Regions from separate parts of the Mus musculus genome. Here region 1 is linked to region 2. The links are chromatin contacts, found by Hi-C or POLR2A ChIA-PET in ENCODE. All regions are on one chromosome and are shown on one strand. Each heading gives the region's core, a stretch centred on a gene start or an enhancer-like site at or near the end of the contact. The rest is flanking DNA. Distances are from core to core; before and after follow the strand shown. Region 1 holds the start of Rpl30 (ribosomal protein L30). Region 2 holds the start of Matn2 (matrilin 2).

Region 1 (5,863 bases), core at 632-3,131, 140 kb before region 2:
AAACCCTGTCTCGAAAAACCAAACCAAAAAAAAAAAAAAAAAAAAAAAAAATCCCAAACAGGTCAGCAAAGCACAGGATTAAAAAAAGGGGGGTGGGTGGGGTAAGGGTAGCATGTTAAACAGCAATGTCACAACTCCAATCTAGGCTTATTGCTTTGAATTTAAATCATATGAGCTATTTGTTAAAGTTCATTTAAAGTTTACTATGTTTACAAAACTGGATTAATAGAAGACAATTAGCTGGATTTGTACCATCCTAAGTACTTTATGCCTAAATGTTAAAGCAAAGAGTATGGTAATTGAACACTACCGTTTGGTCAAATTCACATTAAAATGGGCCACAACAGTTGAATAAATTTTAATGTAAAATTTCTGGATTTTCTGAGTTCGAGGCCAGCCTGGTCTACAGAGTGAGTTCCAGGACAGACAGAGAAATCCTGTCTCAAAAGACTCAACCAAAACAAACAAAAACCAAAAAACCCTAATTTGCAGGCCTGGTTCTATTCATACTTCTGTAATACACTAGCTGTAAAAATGTGAGAATAACACAGTTACTATCTCATAGAGTGTGTGTGTTGGCTAAGTAATATGTTTTAGTTTCCGTTTTTTTTCTTTTTCCAAAAGATCAACTCACAGAGATTGCCAGCTCCGGGTGGGATTATAGGTATAGATCATCTCGACCCGCATGACTCATGGATGTTTTTAAAGTTATTTTAATTAAGGGGAGGCAGGGTTGTTCTTCCCTTTCCTAACCTCCAGGGCAAAGTAACTCACCATACAGCTTACCTACTACCCTGGGTTTCCTTTTTCATGCTTATATAAATTTGGTGGCACAGGTGCTTGTGCAGTTGGGCAGAGGTCACAGGTCAACTTCTGGGTACTTACTCGGTAGTTGTCCACCTTATTTTTCACAAGATCTTTGAGACCTGGAGCTGACAGGTTAGACTAGGTTGGCTGGCTAGCCAGCCTTGGGGAATCTGTTCCACAAATGGAGTTACAAGTGTGCACAACCATGCCAGACTTTTGGGGGCTGGGGATTGACAGAGAGGTTTAGGCATAAAATGCAGGTCCCCACGCTTGCAAGGCAAGCACACTTTACTGACTGAACAATCTCAACAGCCCTGGGTTTTCGTTGGTGCTAGTGCGTAAATAGTAGAGGCTTTCAAGGTTTTTTTTTTTTTTCCTTGAATGCTACATTTATACAACGGCCCAAGTTTCGTAGCAAAATGATTTTTTAAATTATTCGTATTGCGACTATTTCTTTACTTCTGTATACGTATGTGAGCATTCAAGCGCAGGCCAAAGAAAAACCTGCTGGACTTGGCGCTCCCCTCCCACCACGTGGGTTTGGAACTCATTCGTCTACTTAGCGACAAGCGCATTTACCCGTCAGCCACTTCACCAGGTTTTTTTTTTTTTTTTTTCAATTGTGGTCCCTGTGCAAAGTAGGCTCCCAAGTACACGGTATAAAACCGCCGCAAAAGGGGTGTGTGTCCTACGGAGCGGCAAACAGGAAGATCAGCGGCGGGTGGACAGAGATGCCTCCGCTCCTGGTGAGCAGTCACGGGGTAAACCGGCGGCCCGGGGTCCTTCCGGAGCACGCCCAAGACAACGTCAGGCGGAGACCAGCCCAGGAGAGGCCAGGTCGCTGCCGCCTCGCCACGGAGCCCTGGGCCTCGTCGTCAGCTCCCATCGAGCTCCGGCTCTCCGCGGTGTCAGCCCGCTGCAGCAGAACAAACGCCCAGAACCGAAGGCCGGAGCCCAGACGCCGCAGCAGCCCAGCCTGCGTTGTAACCCGGTCCCCATAGCAACCAACTACCGCAGACTACTCTCGCAAGCGCTGTTCTGCTTGTGACCCGGACCGGCTTCTCTTCCGCTTCCGGTCCCACAATCCTCTGTCGGCCTAGAAGAGCTTTGCATTGTGGGAGCTCCTTCCTTTCTCGCTCCCCGGCCATCTTGGCGGCTGGTGTTGGTGAGTGAGCTCTGCGGGGTAAACGATTAGGCGGCTCGGGGAGCTCCGCTAGCTGGTGTTTGACGCTCTGGATTATAATCCTCTCTTCTGTCCTCTGTGTATGCTAGGTTGGGGGTTGTCCCGCACCTAAGGCAGGAAGATGGTGGCCGCAAAGAAGACGGTGAGTGAAGCCGATCGGGCCCGGAAGCCGGTTCACGTGGAGAGCTGGGTCGGGCCGGGGCGGATAGATTTGAGCACACTGGGTGGACGACTTGTCGCTGACGTTTCAGGGTCTCAAAGTGAATCCGAGAGGCTCTTTGTATGGTCTCAGACATCATGAAAGGGTTCAGTTCCAGAAATCTGGAACTGAGTTTGGTTTTAGATGACTGCAAGTGGTGTTCAAGTCTCAAACGTTTGCATTGTAGAAAAAGTCTCTGGAGTCGATCAACTCTAGGCTCCAACTTGTTATGAAAAGTGGGAAGTACGTGCTGGGCTACAAGCAGACTCTGAAGATGATCAGACAAGGCAAAGCGAAGTTGGTTATCCTTGCCAACAACTGTCCAGCTTTGAGGTAATGGAGGGAACCTGGATGTGTGCAGCCTATTGTAAATTCACTGTGCAGTATCCAGCATTGGGAAGAAGAATAATGATGGTTGCTTTCTGATGTTTGGACCTTGCTTTGTGTGTGTTTTTTGTAAATGTACCTTTGAGGCACGTTGTGTGACAGGAGGTATACAAATGATACACGCAGACTGGGGGAAGCCCGATCCCGAATTTTTCAAGGTTTGAAGTGTTAACACTCCGCTTCATGTGCCTGTTTTAGTTTAGAAAAATTCTGGCTGGATTATGGAGGTGATGGTATCATGAAATCACCTATTTGGCAGGGTCCAATTTTCTGAACACGTTCATTCTTGATTAACTATTTTAACTCGAACCTAACAAGTATTTTAAGTAAGCTGAAGAAGCTTGTGTAGTATACGCTCCTTGATTTTTCTATGGCAATTGTACACCTCTTCAGCCTTTTATGTAGGTGTCTATACTTAGTGGCAGAGTTTGGAATGTTTGGTCTTATTTTAAACCTTTGCCAGTCGATTCATAGTGGCAGCGTAGACATTCATTACTAAATTACAAGCTCAGACTCAGTGGGTCCAGGCTGGAGCTTCAAGTTCATTTCTCATAAGCACTTTGGAGCACTGTTGGTATGTGGGGCCACATTCTAAGCTCAAGGTTCTGTGGAACTTTCAAATCTTAACAATTTGTATCCTTTAACTTGGCACTGAAGTATTTATTTTTTGGGTAATATTATCAGCAGCCCTTATGTAGTATTCACTGTATAGTAGGTGGTTTAAGAGGGCTTACTTTTTTAGGTTTCTGACCCTCCACTCCACCTTCCTATTATTCTTTGCCTTCGTTTGATTAAAATGGAGTATATACTTGTTGCTGACACGAGATTCTCCTGGTGTTGTGAGGTGGCTGATGTGAATGCTGGAAACTGAACTTTCTTAAGAGCAGTACAAGCTTTCAGTGAACCATATCTCCAGGCCAGCATTGGCTTTTTTATGTCTATTATACCCTTTTCTAGTTTTTAAGTAACTTACACATTTTAAACTTAGTAAATTGAAACATGAATACAATGTACTTTAATATTGGATACTACCTCCAAAAAGTTAGGTATTTAATTATCACAATACACTAGTAAAGGATCCATGATAATCAGGACAGCTAGAATCTTTTTTAAGAGTTGGAAGTGATTTAGTTACTGTTAAAAAGGCCTCACCAATTTGTCACAAGTCTGTCAGTACCTTGGTATGGCATTTTATTTGACTTTTTGTTGTTCCCTAAGGAAATCTGAAATAGAGTACTATGCCATGTTGGCTAAAACTGGGGTCCATCACTACAGTGGCAATAATATTGAACTGGGCACAGCGTGTGGAAAATACTACAGAGTATGCACACTGGCTATCATTGACCCAGGTATGTTTTTAAAATTATATTTTTTTCTAATGTAAGTGCTTATTAGACAGTGGCTTTGGTTCAACTTTGATATTAAGAATTTTGTTTAATGCAAGTTCTAGGACAACTGGGGCAGCACAGTGAAACTCTTTGTCCCTCTACCCCTCTCAACCCCTCTTACCATACCCCCCCTTGGGAAGAAAAGTTTGGTAGAAGGTGAACGAGATAAAATTTTACCACCTCTTTGTTGCTTGGGGATAAATAGTTTGTGGTAAATGCCTGCATTCTATTTTATTTTGAGCTTAGAAATTTTAGTTGCCTTGTAGAACACTGCGAATATTCTCGCTGTTCTGATTCTGTGATAATCAGGACAGGCTAGACATTCGCTATAGTAAGACCATGCATGTGTCCCCAGACCTAGTTCTTTACTTCAGTCTGGTTATCTAAATGCTGGTGACAGACCATCTGATTCATTATTTGTATAGGATGGCTGAGATTTTAAGGTATTTTTAAGTGATTTTAAGAGTGATAGCCGAAACAATTTGCACGTAGTGCTAATCTGCCTTCTTACCTAAAGAACAAGTAGGGGAATTCTTTAATTATTAGTTGCCATTAAATGACTTGTAAAACTATTATTTTATTTTCTAGGTGATTCTGATATTATTAGAAGCATGCCAGAACAGACTGGTGAGAAGTAAACAAGAAAGTTTTCCTTTAATAAAACTTTGCCAGAGCTCCTTTTGAAAAACATGGTGTCTGTTTGCTTTCTAACATTTAGCTTTCTTGAAACCACAGGCAAGACTTGGGTGAGAAGTTATACTGCTTGGTTTTCATTTTGCTGGGGTTTTGTTAAAAGATTGTACACTGTATCACTATGCAAAATGTGTGGACCAGAGAAGTGTTTGAGTGTATATTTTCAATATTGAAATGCACATTTGTGGTGATACAATAATATCTAATCAGAAGGTCATTTGGTGTTTTTAATCACTATTTTATATACTGAGGTAAGATCTCTCACTTAACCTAGAGTTTGGCAGTGCCAGCTAGTCTAGCTAACTTCCTCTGGGGAGCCTCTCTGGACACCCTAAGTGATAGAATTGCAGGCTGGCACCCACTGTTTATTTTATATGGGTGCTGGTGGTCCAGTTTCAGTCCTCAAACTTGCACAGAAAGCTTCTAAGCTGTTATCCCTAGCGCCTTGTAAAGACAGGCTCGGGGTTCTAGTCTCAGGGTGTTTGCATTGTATTTTTGGGTATGTTTGAGAGGCATGGGATGATTTGTGATGGACCAAAGCTGTGGATTTTGCATGCTATTTTGAATAATTTAGAACTATTTTCAAATTAACTATTTCCTACTTAGTTCCTTAAAATATGGAGAGTTCCTGTGTTGTGACTTGGCTATAAGCATTTAATTTTTTTTTCCTAGAGCTTTGTAGGTAGTGATAATATGAGATAATTTTTTAAATTTTTGTGTAGTCATTGTGTTTGCAAGAAGGGTTTAAAATGCAAAGGAACGTTTAAAAGCTATGTGGTAGGAGACACAACTTACTCTGCTGTGTTTCATGGAGAATCTGTAAGAAGTACCATTCTGCTGTTTCTAAGGAGGAAAGGTCACTGTCCCACATCAGGGGTTGTAAAAAGTGGCATTTTAAATGTGCAGGGGAAGCCGGCCGTGGTGGCGCATGCCTTGGGAGGCAGAGTAAGGTGGGTTTCTGAGTTCAAGACCAGCCTGGTCTACCAAGTGAGTTCCAGGACAGCCAGGGCTATACAGAGAAACCCTGTCTCGAAAAACCAAAAAAAAAAAAAAAAAAAAAAACCCACAAAACAAACAAAAAACCATAAACGTGCAGGGGATTCTAGCCAGCTGGATTTAATCCACAGCTCTACTGGGTGAGTATAGAATATGTTAACTGCAAGCAACACTGGCAGACACAGGTTGAGCTTGCTATAGGAAGAAAGT
Region 2 (5,473 bases), core at 1,594-4,093:
GTCAGAGTGACTCCTTGGCTTAGTAGCTGTCTACACCTAGACCAGTTTCCATCTGCCCTCTGCATCCTGACCACATTCAGGAATGCACACACTTCACTTTTTCCTCTCGGCTTCCTTCCTGTCTCCTAACCTCTTCCATGGCTGCAGCCAATTTTGCAGTCTAGGCCTTACACACCCAGACTCTCTGAGGCACTGCTAAAATGAGCTGGAGTTCTGAGAGCTCTTGGAAGAGCATCCTGGCACTGTTTCCTAGCAACACGATGTACACCACTCTCTGGGGTATCAGCCATCCCTAGAGCTGTGTATGTCATCCCCCGTGTTTGTTCCCTTAGACAGGGAAGGAAATCCCGCTTAGCTTCCCCCAGAGAACTGGGACTCCCGGGAAAGGAGATTGTGCATGGGATAGAACCAGCAAGCAAATGCCAGAGCAACTTCTGGAAAGGCCCTTGCTGGCGGGGCTGGTGTTACCTCTCCATTGAGCTCTATCTATCCCAGCATCTCCTTGGTCACTGCTCACTCACTCAGCTTCCCCTGAGACCAAGCTTTCTCCCCCTCTTTCCTTCACACTCCCATATCTCGGTGCCTTCTCTCAGTTACCAATAAGAACTGCTTCTAGGCAAACTGGAAATTGTTTTTCAGACTCTCCAGTGGCTCATTTTTCTTCCTTGTCTTTCAAGGAGCAACATCTCTTTGCCTTTCTTAAAATCTTGAGCCTCATTCCAATTGTCTTTTTTTTTTCCCCTTTTGGTTTTTGGAGAAAGGGTTTCATGTAGTCCAGGTTTGTTTTAGAGTTACTATGTAATCAAGGATGATTTTGAACTTCGGACCCTCCTGCCTCTCTGCATTTCAAGTGTTGGGTTATAGACATGCACCACCATGCTCAGCTTTCACCTAGCCTTTTGCTGTCAGACATGCGTGGTCTTAGCTAATAGGAGTTTGACCTGCCTGTTATCCAAGGCTGTCTCAGGTTTCAATTATGCTATGATATCCTCAGCGATGAACTTCAGGCCCCATGCCTCTTGACCACCTGGGTCTGGACTCTGGAAGCCAGAACCTCCAAAACCTGGGTTTATAGAAGAGATCTGGCTGGTTATGTGGGGGTCTGAAGCTGAAGTCTGTCAACTGAAATGAAAGCAGGAACAGAAGGGAGATAGAAGATGAAAACCTGCAGCCTTTCCTTCTTCAATGGAGTTTCTAAGAGAACAAACATTAGAGGAAACCTTCTAAACAGAATAAACAGGAAGCTTAGAGGAAACCTTCCTGGCTACAAACTCACCTTGGTATCTTGGCTGGCTTTGTGAAATTATCACTTTGAAAGAAGGCAGGGCCGGGCGTAGTGGTGCATGCCTTTAATCCCAGCACTCAGGAGGCAGAGGCAGGCGGATTTCTGAGTTCGAGGCCAGCCTGGTCTACAAAGTGAGTTCCAGGACAGCCAGGGCTATACAGAGAAACCCTGTCTTGAAAAAAAAGAAAGAAAGAAAGAAAGAAAGAAAGAAAGAAAGAAAGAAAGAAAGAAAGAAAGAAGGAAGGAAGGAAGGAAGGAAGGAAGGAAGGAAGGAAGAAAGAAAGAAAGAAAGAAAGAAAGAAAGAAAGAAAGAAAGAAAGAAAGAAAGCAAGCAAGCAAGCAGGCAGGGAATGTTCTCGAATGGACATTTGCACAAAAATTCCACTAACACATATACATTATCTGCCATCTTAGAGCATCCCTCAAAAGGTTTTGTCCTAGAATTAGGGAGGGGATGAATTCAGTGTTCACACAGATTCCTTCCTTTTCTAGAAAGGTGGGTAGCAGAGTTCACTAGCAGTAAGAGACTTTTAGAACTATTCTCTGTACTTCAATGAAATCTCATTTAATCCTGTAGGCATTATAATCCCCTCTAGATGCATGAGAAAATTGAGGCATTGTGTTGCTGGTTGTCTCCAAGTACTCCAGCCTGTAAACTTGGCAGCTGGGGTTTGAACGAGGCCTGCTGATTCCCAAACCTCTGTCCTTTACCCTTACAGCTTCGTTGTCCATTCCTCAAAGGCTAATGGGAATTGCATCCTGTAGATGCACTGTGGGAGCGCCACAGTGATTACTGTACAGTATCTCCAGAACACCAACTCCGGGAGACCTTACAAGGGTTTGTCCCCATATTTTTCTGTCCTCTCCCCAAACTGTCGTCCAGTTTTCCAGCAACACAAAATGCCCTCTTCTTATCCCTCTTCCGAAATACAAGGAAGCCAGAGCTGGACACAGAAAGCAAAGGAAATCTAGATGACACTGGTCTTGAGGTACCAGCCTACAGGAGGAACCAAGTTATTTTCTACCTGGTAGATAGGATTGTCACTGCAAACCCACTCAACAAGTCCCTATTCCCTGGTCAGTGTGGAGGGGTTCTGAGTGTCCCTGCAGCGAAGCACAGCGCCCCCGCGGGGCCCTCGGGTACTACTGCCGCCCCATGTGTCCCGCGCCTGGCCCGGCGTGGCGGGACTTCTCCCGGCCGAGGGGACCTGCAGCGCCGCCTTTCTCTCCCACTCTCCACAGGGAGACAGCGGGTCCCCCAGGAGAGGGACAGATTTTGCGTCTGTCGGTCAGTGGGTCATCTGCTCCCGGGTCAGCGCGCCGCGCTCACCTGCAGCCACCGCCGCCGACACCCGGGAAGAGAGACAGGGGAGCAGCTGTGAGTGTCAGTCTCCGTGGTCCGCCGCCTCGCCCCGCAGAGGACCGCAGAGCTCCTTGGGCACCGATCCCCGGACGCGAACAAGAATCCCGCGCCAGCGCCGTGTCCTGAGAAGCCGCCTTCAAGTCCCATCCCAGTGCGCTCTCCGCGCTTGCTGGCTGCCTGGGAGGCTCCCTGAAAGGGCGGCGCGAGGAGGCGGTGCCGTACAAGGGTTGGAAGCGGGCGGGCGGAAGGAGGGGTGTCCTCTTTGGGGACGGGGAAGGCGGGGAGAGGCAGCAGTCAGAGCTGCCCCACGCTACAGGCAGCCCCCAGCTCGGGGCCAAAGACGCTCTCCTTGCCTGCTGCCACCCTCAGACTCCTGGTGCATCCCTAGTCCCTGTGGAATGAATGGATCTCCAGAGGTTGGAGTAACTGGAGACTTTAGGGAGCGTGTGGGTCTGGGGCGGGAGTGAAGTGGGGTGAGGGTTTCCTGGTAACAGGAGACACAGCTGGAGTCATATAACATGAATTGAGAATCATTTTCTTCGGGAGGCATCCATGGAGCACGATGATGAAGAAAGAAGTGGTGAGACTTAAGATGACTGATGACACAGCCAGAAGTTGTCTTGGCAGTCTAGGACAGCCCCACCAGCGCCAATTCATATTACTAGTATCCACTGGCCCTGGACCAGCCACTGGGATGGGAAAGGCCATTAAGATGCTAGTTCAGATCAGACTCAAAAACTTAAATCTTTCCATGGGTACTTTGTTCCCCATTCTATGAAGGAACAAAGTATCCACACTTTGGTCTTCCTTCTTGAGTTTCATGTGTTTTGCAAATTGTATCTTGTATATTCTAAGTTTTGGGGCTAATATCCGCTTATCAGTGAGTGCATACCATGTGTGTTCTTTTGTGATTGGGTTACCTCACTCAGGATGACACCCTCCAGATGCGTCCATTTGCCTAAGAATTTCATGAATTCATTGTTTTTAATTGCTGAGTAGTACTCCATTGTGTTACAGAGACAGGAGTTACAGAGACAAAGTTCGGAGCTAAGACAGAAGGAAAGACCATCCAGAAACTGACCCACCCGGGGATCCATCCTATATACAACCACCAAACCCAGACACTATTGCATATGCCAGACAGATTTTGCTGACAGGACCCTGACATAGCTCTCTTGTGTGAGTCTATGCCAATGCCTGGCACATACAGAAGTGGATGCCCACCGTCATCTATTGGATAGATCACAGGGCTCCTAATGAAGGAGCTAGAGAAAGTACCCAAGGAGCTAAAGGGGTCTATAATCCTATAGGAGGAACAACAATATGAACTAACCAGTACTCCCCAGAGCTGTGTCTCTAGTTGCATATGTAGCAGAGGATGGCCTAGTCGGCCATCAATGGGAGGAGAGGCCCTTAGTATTGCGAAGATCATATGCCCCAGTACAGGGGAATGCCAGGACCAGGAAGCAGGAGTGGGTGGGTTGGGGAGCAGGGCAGGAGGAGGGTATAGGGGGCTTTGGGGATAGCATTTGAAATGTAAATGAAGAAAATATCTAATAAAAAATTATAGAAGGCAAGATTTCTTTTTTTAAGCATTTATTTATTACTATATATAAGTACACTGTAGCTGTCTTCAGACACAGCAGAGGAGCGTCAGATGTCATTACGGATGGTTGTGAACCACCATGTGGGTGCTGGGATTTGAACCCAGGATCTCCAGAAGAGCAGTCGGTGCTCTTAACTGCTGAGTCATCTTTCCAGCCCAGAAGGGAGGATTTCTATAACTTCCTTAAGAGAGGAAACATTACCTGAGATAGTGGCCATCCTAGGAGAGACAGAGAGAAAACAGGACTGATCAGTAGCAGGGAACCGAGCTAACTCCCAGACTCTGGGATTACCAATCTGGGATGGCAGGATGCTACAGCAGACCAGACATCTATCTCCTAATAAAAACCCTAATTCTGGGGCTGGAGAGATAGCTCAGGGCTTAAGAGCACTGGCTGCTCTTCAGAGGTCCTGATTTCAGTCCCCACCAACCACTTGGTAGCTCACAACCATTTACAATAGGATCTGATGCTCTCTTCTGGCATGCATATGTACATGCAGATAGAGCGCTCATAAATAAAATAAATCTTTTAAATAAAAAAACAACAAGCCGGGCAGTGGTGACGCACCCCTTTAATCCCAGCACTTGGGAGGCAGAGGCAGGCAAATTTCTTGAGTTTGAGGCCAGCCTGGTCTACAGAGTGAGTTCCAGGACAGCCAGGGCTATACAGAAAAACCCTGTCTCGAAACAAAACAAAACAAAACAAAACAAAACAAAACAAAACAAAACAAAGCAGCAACAACCCTAATTCTATCACCCAATTGCTAAGCCAATACACCCCCATCCAGATTTTAACAAACCATCAGAGAAAATCAGAACTAACTAGTTTCAAATCTTAGAATACAAACAAATGTCATCTACAAGACCTATTCTGCAAGACCTATTTCTATAAAGAGCTCCAGGTCTCAGCCATGGGGCTGGAGAGATTGCTCAGCAGTTAAAATCATTAACTGTTCTTTCTGAGTTCAATTCCCAGCACCCACATGGTGGTTCACAACTACCTGTAATGGAATCTGATGTCCTCTTTTGGTGTGTCTGAAGACAGCTACAGTGTATATACATAAAATAAATGAATAAATAAAATCTCAGTCAAGGCCACTGTGATGGTGCACACCTTTAGTCTCAGCACTCAGGAATAAAGATGGGTCTCTGAGTTTGAGGGCAGTCTGGCCTACATGGTGAGTTCTGAGCCAGCTAGGGTGACATAGAGAGGCAGTCA

Evidence for each region. Hi-C counts contacts between places; a loop is a spot of excess contacts on that map. ChIA-PET counts read pairs that join two places held with the same protein, here RNA polymerase II (POLR2A).
Region 1: POLR2A ChIA-PET joins it to region 2 with 20 read pairs in embryonic stem cell. The contact joins the promoter of Rpl30 here to the promoter of Matn2 in region 2. A Hi-C loop is called at or near these places in 2 of 37 maps with a recorded cell type or tissue (left cerebral cortex and mouse trophoblast stem cell). POLR2A ChIA-PET finds 5 or more read pairs at or near these places in 3 of 5 experiments (Patski and embryonic stem cell).

What each region holds. Positions count from the first base shown.
Region 1 is chr15:34,439,294-34,445,156 of GRCm38, reverse strand. It overlaps Rpl30 (ribosomal protein L30), which reads left to right and starts at 1,881. Exons shown (of 5, transcript NM_001163485.1): 1 at 1,881-1,972; 2 at 2,080-2,132; 3 at 2,377-2,522; 4 at 3,795-3,925; 5 at 4,553-4,652. The coding sequence starts at 2,112. The coding sequence ends at 4,602. It overlaps LOC115488553 (a small nucleolar RNA gene), which reads left to right and starts at 4,235; the gene lies at 4,235-4,366.
Region 2 is chr15:34,304,051-34,309,523 of GRCm38, reverse strand. It overlaps Matn2 (matrilin 2), which reads right to left and starts at 2,843. Exons shown (of 19, transcript NM_001358780.1): 1 at 2,616-2,843.